Regions from separate parts of the Homo sapiens genome. Here region 1 is linked to region 2. A link is a contact called in ENCODE Hi-C or POLR2A ChIA-PET data. All regions are on one chromosome and are shown on one strand. Each heading gives the region's core, a stretch centred on a gene start or an enhancer-like site at or near the end of the contact. The rest is flanking DNA. Distances are from core to core; before and after follow the strand shown.

What was found. Hi-C counts contacts between places; a loop is a spot of excess contacts on that map. ChIA-PET counts read pairs that join two places held with the same protein, here RNA polymerase II (POLR2A). Pooled maps may share reads with other maps.
Region 1: a loop to region 2 is called in a map of dorsolateral prefrontal cortex, with 2.8 times the contacts of the local background. The contact joins two enhancer-like sites. A Hi-C loop is called at or near these places in 5 of 168 maps with a recorded cell type or tissue (aorta, astrocyte of the cerebellum, dorsolateral prefrontal cortex and 2 more), 3 of 37 single-sample maps with no recorded cell type and 8 of 50 pooled maps. POLR2A ChIA-PET finds 5 or more read pairs at or near these places in 14 of 52 experiments (AG04450, BJ, Caco-2 and 10 more).

What each region holds. Positions count from the first base shown.
Region 1 is chr13:27,041,215-27,045,095 of GRCh38, reverse strand. No RefSeq gene overlaps it. Among named protein-coding and RNA genes, the nearest start is that of USP12-AS1, 82 kb to the left of the region's middle. Within about 2 kb of position 1,960, at least 6 of the 41 ENCODE cell types and tissues checked have a DNase peak (open chromatin) inside an H3K27ac peak, as active enhancers do; they include dorsolateral prefrontal cortex, where a contact is called at or near this core.
Region 2 is chr13:27,004,401-27,008,943 of GRCh38, reverse strand. No RefSeq gene overlaps it. Among named protein-coding and RNA genes, the nearest start is that of USP12-AS1, 120 kb to the left of the region's middle. Within about 2 kb of position 1,908, at least 5 of the 41 ENCODE cell types and tissues checked have a DNase peak (open chromatin) inside an H3K27ac peak, as active enhancers do; they include dorsolateral prefrontal cortex, where a contact is called at or near this core.

The DNA.
Region 1 (3,881 bases), core at 711-3,210, 36 kb before region 2:
GAGGAAGTGGTTGTATGGTTTGCATGTTATCTGGCATCTGGTTTGACGGCCCATAAAGGGGGTGTGCCTTCAGGCAGGCTGGGTGCTCCTTTGCTCCCATGGGGGTCCTTTCTCACCCATGAACGGAGTCCACATGGGCAGATCCGGGTTTTGCTGCTAGGGCAACCCTTTCCATGTGCTCCGGGTCTCCCTGTCCGTCCCCCTTTCTGCCCACCACGGTCACGTTATGTCATGTCAGGAGCTTCATTCAAGTCAGCCACAACTCTCAGGCCTGGAAAACCTTTTCCCCCTTAGAGTGATTGACGCTTTCCAGTGATCCCTTCACTCTTGGTTTTGTGGTTCTGCTATCATCAGGCCATTTAGAAATGGATCCCATACTGTGAGTCCAAACAATAGGCCCCGCCCAAATCTGCATCTTACAAAACAACTTGCTAGTGTGCCAGAAAGCGGGGTGCTGTGAGCCTTAGCTGGGCTTGGATGAAAGGCAGGTGTCACAAGTTTTCATGTGCATGCCCAAGAGGAAGGGACTTGGCCTTGACCGTCACCTGTTTCGTTCCAGGGGGCATTGTGGCCTTGAAGGCTGTAACTAAAATGTCTGCAGGATCATGAACATTTGGCTTTGCCTTTAGCACCTGCGACCTGATCCCGCCCTTGCCTGTCTGACCAGGGTGCAGCAGGGAGGAGTTGCCGGGCTTCTGGAGCCCGTGCATCTGGGAGGGACGGAGGGAGGATGATGATGACAATGACAATGCCCTGTGGCAAATGTGTGTGTGAAGGTCAGGACCCCAGCAGTGAAGACCTTAGAAGAGGGTGTCCTTGAGAGACAGGAGGGAGCGTTGTTGAGATCCACAGGTGGGCCAATGTTTTCCATGGGGGTCTGATGGACAAATGAACAGAAGAACCCATGATGGTGACACCTGGGCTGGATAAAGTTACTAAGTCAGGAAAACAAGAATTAAAAGTGAGGACTCACTCTGGGTTCAGAAGCCTGTTTGTAAAAATACCTGGAGGTATTAATTTGTGCAGGATTGAAAGGACCACAGAGAAATTGAGAATGACATTACAGTCATTCTTACTCAAGAATGAAAACCAGGCCAGGCGTGGTGGCTCACACCTGTAATCCCAGCACTTTGGGAGGCCAAGGTGGGCGGATCACCTGAGGTCAGCAGTTCCAGCCCAGCCTCTGCAACATGGCGAAACCCCATCTCTACTAAAAATACAAAAATTACCCGGGTGTGGTGGTGCATGCCTGTAATCTCAGCTACTTGGGAGGCTGAGGCAGGAAAACTGCCTGAACCCAGGAGGCGGAGGTTGCAGTGAGCCGAGATCATGCCACTGCACTCCAGCCTGGGGGACAGAAAAAAAAAAAAATGAAAACCAAGTTCAGCTTACTAATGATACAGGCCAATTCTATGTCTAGAAACCCGACATTCACTGTGGCTCTTATATTTACTTCAGTTCCTTCCTTCCTTATATTTACTTCAGTTCCTTCCTTATATTTACTTCAGTTCCTTCCTTCCTTATATTTACTCAGTTCCTTCCTTATATTTACTTCAGTTCCTTCCCTCCTTATATTTACTTCAGTTCCTTCCCTCCTTATATTTACTTCAGTTCCTTCCTTCCTTATATTTACTTCAGTTCCTTCCTTCCTTATATTTACTTCAGTTCCTTCTCATGCAGGAATTTTCCTTGGCTGGGAAAGGCTGAGGGAAATTTCTTGTTTGGATCCTTGTCGCATTTCGCGCTCTAATTTTGCTTTTCCTATTCTTTTCTGTGGGTGGCATGCCAGTCCGCATCAGAATGAGCATGTGCCTGTATCCAGGATTTGCATACTACAGAACCAGCTCTGTCATCCAACCTCTTCTAAGCTGACTCATGGAGCAAATGTGCCAGCAGATCCCCATGGCCCGGTGACCACAGGCAGTTTTCCTGCTCAGCTGCACGCTTTTGAGTTGAGTGGTGTTTGTCCCTACATCAGCTTATGCCTGTAATACATGTTATTGTGATTCAGTCATTTAATTACAGATTATGTAAGCAAATTATGTAAACCAATATAATGAGCACAAAAAGAAAGTTGTTTCTTGAAAACTAAGTTGAATGATTTAGAAAGACTCACTAAGGGCAAATTGACTTAAACATTTGCTTTCAATTAAGTGTACGGAAGATTAGGGGAATATAATGAAAATAAGGAAGGCCTCTGTGCTGAAATTGCTTTTCATGAGTCTTTAAGATCTTATGATGCTTCTTTAAAGAAATTAACATTTGGGCTGGGCACGGTGGCTCACGCCTGTAATCCCAGCACTTTGGGAGACTAAGGCAGACGGATCACAAGATCAGGAGTTCGAAACCAGCCTGGCCAATATGGTGAAACCCCATCTCTACTAAAAATACAAAAATTAGCCGGGTGTGGTGGCGCGTACCTGTGATCCCAACTACTCGGGAGGCTGAGGCAGAAGAATCGCTTGAACCCGGGAGGCAGAGGTTGTAGTGGGCCGAGATTGTGCCACTGCACTCCAGCCTGGGCAACAGAGCGAGACTCCATCTCAAAAAAAAAAAAAAAAAAAAAAAGAAAAGAAAAAGAAAAAAGAAATTAGCATTTGGCAGTGGTTCATGCCGTCATGCCTGTAATCCCAGCACTTTGCCAGGCTGAGGTGTGCGGATCACCTAAGGTCAGGAGTTTGAGACATGGTGAAACCCCGTCTTTACCAAAAATACAAAAATTAGCCAGGTGTAGTGGTGCGTGCCTGTAGTACCAGCTACTCAGGAGGCTGAGGCAGGAGAATCACTTGAACCCAGGAGGTGGAGGTTGCAGTGAGCCGAGATCGTGCCACTGCACTCCAGCCTGGGCGACAGAGTGAGACTCCATCTCAAAAAAAAAAAAAAGAAAAGAAAAGAAAAGAAAAGAAATTTACATTTGGCAGTGGTTCATGCCTGTAATCCCAGCACTTTGGGAGACTGAGGTGTGTGGATCACCTAAGGTCAGGAGTTCGAGACATGGTGAAACCCCGTCTCTACTAAAAACACAAAAATTAGCCAGGTGTAGTGGTGCGTGCCTGCAGTCCCAGCTACTCGGGAGGCTGAGGCAGGAGAATCGCTTGAACCCAGGAGGTGGAAGTTGCAGTGAGCCAAGATCATGCCACTGAGCTCCAGCCTGGTCGACAGAGTGAGACTCCATCTCAAAAAAAAAAAAAAAAAAAAAAAAGACATTAACATTTGAAATTGTGGCGAATGCTTTCTAGGTGGAATTTATGCAAAAAAGGGGGCAAGCTCCCTAGTGGAGGCACCACACTCAAAGAAAGGCTTTGGCCCCACTCAAAATACTGGCAAGTGAATTTCCATATGTGTGTTTTAAGTTAAAATAAAATGTTTAAACTATTTATATAATTTTTTTATCATTGATTCATTCATCCGATGCCTATTTTATTGGGTGTCTGCTATGTGTTGGTATTCTACGTTCTGGGAATGCAGAAATGAATGAAACCAACAAGGCCCCTGCCCTCTTAGGATTTCCATTCTAGGGAAGGAGCCCGCAGCAGACAAATATGTACTCTGTCATATGTGATACATTGCATCATGCACGTGGATGCCCTGTGCAGGTAGGTGGAGAGACAGTGATGGGTGAAGAGGCTGATGTGGTGAGCATCTCTCTAAAGAGGAAGCATTGGAGCAGAGATGGAAATCAAGTGAGGGCTGGGGAGCTAGGCCGAGATATGGGGCAGAAGGACCTCTGAGGGGAAGCCCCGAGTTGGGCCTGGGCTGATGCATTTCAGGAAGAGCCAGGGGGCAGCCTGCCTGGAGGGGCCGATGGGAGGTCAAGAGCAGGGTTGAGAGCAGGGAGACTGCAGGGCAGATGGCTCAGGCCTTGGGGATCCTGGCGAGGA
Region 2 (4,543 bases), core at 659-3,158:
TTGAGCGACTGAGCTAGAGATGACAATGGGCCACAAAGCCTAAATTATCTAGTATCTGGAACTTTACAAAAATACTTTACTGACCCAGCTATAAACCACGTGGTGAAAAGAAGAGGATATTTGTATGATGCCAATGTATCACCCTGTAAATTGCTCACTAATTGCAAAAGGAAAAATGCATTTTTATAATGGAAAGTTTTGGCAGTCACCACTTTACCAAGTTATCAAAACACAGCATCACTGAAACAGGGGCAACCTGATATTATGTACCTGCTGATGCGAGGCCGTGTATCACCTCTGAAGTACTCTTGCTAAACATGTTTAACCTGAAGATTTTAAATAATATTATTGAGACCAGGTGTGGTGGCTCACGCCTGCAATCCTAGCACTTTGGGAGGCCAAGGTGGGCAGATCCCTTGAGGTCAGGGGTTCAAGTCAGGGTTTCACCATGTTGGCCAGGCTGGTCTCGAACAGACTTTATTTATTTATTTATTTATTTATTTTGGAGACAAATTCTCACTCTGTCACCCAGGCTGGAGTGCAGTGGTGTGATCTCAGCTCACTGCAATGTCCTCTTCCCTGGTTCAAGCATTTGTCTTGCCTCAGCCTCCTGAGTAGCTGGGATCACAGGTGCGCTCCACCATATGGCTAATTTTTGTATTTTTAGTAGAGACGGGGTTTCACCATGTTGGCCAGGGTGGTCTCAAACTCCTGATCTAAGGTGATCCACCCACCTAGGCTTCCCAAAATGCTGGGATTACAGGCGTGAGCCACCACGCCAGGCCAGAGATCAGACTTCTTGATGTTTGATCCTTGCTTCCCAAAGTGTGGTCCACAGCTCACATCAGTCGTATCATCAGTTGTACTGGCCAATTATGTTATTAATTAGATTCTGCATTTCTAACAAACTCGTGCAAAATCTCAGGCCCCACCCCTGGTCTTCCCAATCAGAGTCTTTACTTCATCAAGATTCCTGGTGATTCGCGTGCACACTGAAGTTTGAAAAGCACCAGTTTGAGTGACATTTAGCTGGGCGTTCTGTTTTTTGCATTGGGGAGCACCTTAATATAATTGATGTGACTTGCTTTGGATCTACAGACTAAGCTTTGTAAATATTTGGCGTAGGTATAGTAGTTTTCTTGTTATGCAGTATCCTTTTGTCTTGTTCCTTTGGATGGTCAGTTCTCTCCTTCCTCTCTTTTTCATGTGGCTAACGCATGTCTCCTTCAAGACTGAGGTAAGGCATCACCTCCATCAGGAAGCCTCCCTGTCCCCTCCAGGTTGAATCAGGCATGCTGTGTCACATTTTATTTGCATCATTACTTATTTGACTCTTCAGCTAGCACCCAAGTGCAGTGAGGAAAATCTATTTTTGCTCTTTGTATCCTCACTGTCCAGCCCATGTAAAGAGCTGAACGAGTGTTTTTAGAAGACAGAATGAATGTCGCTTTGCCAACCTGCTCCTTGCTGCCGTGGCCTCCCCCACGAGGGCTCCAGGCATCGGAGGCACTGATGTGGCGGGAAGCCAGGTGTGGGATCAGGGAATTAGAACGCCTGCTGTCTCGGCAGCTGTCTCTCCCTCCGTCCCAGCTCCTCGCCCTCCAGAGAGCACACATTTCAGAAGCAGCTGCACGGTCCCCTCCCCACCTCCTCCTATCTCCTCTCTCTTTCCCATGAATAAATGTCACAAGCCCCACAACAGCAGAGGAGGGAATCTGTGGCAAAGAGAAGACCCCACAACTACAAGTCCCTGGAGCTGGAAGCCCCGCACCAGCCTTCTCCATAACCGGAGCCCACCTGTGAATGCCCCCAGAGCAGCCCAGGCGCTGGCCATGGGGTGAGGGGCAGGGAGGAGTGGTAAGCAAGCCTAAGGAGGGCGGGGCTGGGCGGCACTCAGCGCTCGGCACTCAGCGCTCGGCACTCAGCACTCGGCACTCGGCTGGTTAAACCAACGGAGACTATGTGCAGTTAATGGCACTTTCTCATTAAGCAGTTATTAAAAATGGGGTAGTTCTTCCTTGCTAGGTGCTATGCCATCCGTTTCTATGCACTGAGATCTTCAGTGAAACCTGGTTGGCTTCAGCCTGGAAAAGCATGGGCCGTTGCTGCCGGGAGCACTCCCAGGGCAGGTGCGGGAGCCAGCTGTCCAGGTCTGCGCCTGGGATGCTGCTAGGGGAGGCAGAGGTGACAAGAAAGGTCCTCGTTTCCCAGCAGGTGCGGCACGGCGGCTTTCCTCCTTAGCAGGAGCACTCCAGGCGTCTCTGGTGTGCACACATGCTGGGGTGTGCTTGGGAAATCAATTCCTGAGCTGAAAGGCGGCCTCTCCAGCTGGTGCCGCCCCGGGAGGCGGCGCGCTGCTAATGGCTTGGTGTGACTTCCCGCAGAGGAAAGTAGGGAGGCCCCGGGGGGTGGGGGTGGGGGGAAAGAGGAGGCCTGTCCCCAGGGGGGCCCACAGGTAACATTCTTTTGGGAGACAGTGAAAATTTGCAAATGTTAGCTGAGCAAGCCTCTTTAACCAGGAGCCAGGCTCTGTGATGGGCCCTTGGGATTCAGATCTGGATGACCTGTTCCTGCCCTCTCCTTGTCCAGTGGGGGAGATAGACAGACACACAGCCACATTCAATCTGCAACAGAGGCAAGCGCCGGGCCTGAGGGGAGCAAAGAACCCAGACCGAGGGGCAGAAGCACATCCCCAGGGAAGGAGCAGCTCAGCTGTTTCTCAGAAGGACGCAGGTGGAAGGGGGGACACTGGCACTCACTCAGTGCCATGTGCCAAGCACTGTGCTGGGCACTTCCCCCTCCTCTTGTCTCATGACCTCCTCTATAGAAGGGGAACCAAGGTTCAGAGAGGGTACCTAGCTGGCCTGCCATGGGAGCCGCCCGAGCCTCCGCTGTGCCACTCTGCCCACCTTTTGCCAGGGCCGAAGGAAAGATGCTCTAGGCTGTGTGAACTATGTTTTCTAATCTCCGTATTGGATGCTTTGACATCTGGGGACTTGCTGACCTGGAAGGGACTGCTCCTACCAGGGTTAGCTGATTCCTAGAGAAAGCAAATGATGCGGCCAGGAGCTAGTGTGAGCTTTCCCATTCCAGGGCCTTAGTCCCCTGCCCTGATCACCCCAGAGCCAGGCACCGAGCAGCTGGGGACAGCGCCTGTGCCCTAGAGCTCACTGCAATCACTCAAGCCAGCCAATCCTGAGCCTGCTCACTCCCCCTCACCCATTCCTTCCCATGGAAACCACAGGAAAGGCTCTTGGCCCACGTATTCCCTGCTGCCTCTGCCACCAGGCAACCCCGGTGCTTCCTGTGTGGCGTGGCGTGCCCAATCTCCACCCCGCCGGGATCTGTCACAGCTATCTTTTCAGTAGCAGTTGTCTCCTGATCTATTGGCTTCACCATACCTGAAAAATAATATGACCTATATTTTAAAACACAAGCAGAGGGAGTTGCTGGTGTGGCTCCAACAGGAGCGAGTCGTGTACATCCTGTGAGCTGTTTGTGAGGTGGGGACCTGGGAGGGTGGGCAGAGGCCAGTGGGGTCCCTGGATCAGCCTTGCATCCTGAAGGTGCTTAGGGGGCTCCTGAGGATGTGAAGCAGGTTTGTGTTATAGAGCAATCCACCAGGAACAACACACACAGATGAGAGAGAGAGAGAGAGAGAGAGAGAGAGAGAGAGAGAGAGAGAGATTGACAGAGACAGAGAGACAAAGAGAGACAGGGCCCCTTTATCGTAATCTCAGTGGGACAAGAAGAGATGGAACTGAGGCACGATTGGTGGGAATGGGGCAGAGGAGACAGGTCTGCCTTGAGGAGACACGATGGTGCAGGTGAGGTGCTGGTTTAATGAGGAGGTGGGGTGATGGGGAGGAGGCGGAGTTTGGTGAGCCAGTGCATTGGTGGTGGCGGCTCACTGAGATGGGACCAGCTGGGCTGACTGCCTTGGAACACCCCATTCTCATGATGGGAGCCACAAGACTTTCAGATCTTTGAATCCAGGGCTCAGAAAAGCAGATTACAGTAGAGGATTCCAGTTCTGTGTGAGACTTGTCCTTTTATATAACAGTGCTAACCTCATTTATCTTTTGTAATTGGTTATTGTTAAACAACCCTCAAAAATTTAACCAAAGGCCTAACTGCAAACAACCACGTGATAAAGAACAAGCACCTTTTATATGTCAAGATCTCCCCTTAGGGAATTCAAAGATGCTGTTTTTCGGTGTCCCTTAAGAAAAGTTACCACCTCCCATGTCAAAGGACCTGGGAAAGCTTGGGTTTAGAAGTGGAATAACTGTGATGAAGCATTTAAAAATGGGTTTTGATTTGAAATCTGAGATTGATCGGGCAGGCATCCAATATTCTGGAATCACAAACATTCAAAGTTCAGACAGGCCAAAAATGACAGATGAACAGAAGAAAGCATCTTGTGCTGGTTGAGGACCAGGGAACAGAAGTGGGCCCGAAAGGCGGGGTTTATGTTCTGAGCCAGTTCTGAAAGGGCCGTGGGAATTGTCTGGCCCTGAAAGGGGGTTAGGTGTAGGGGAGA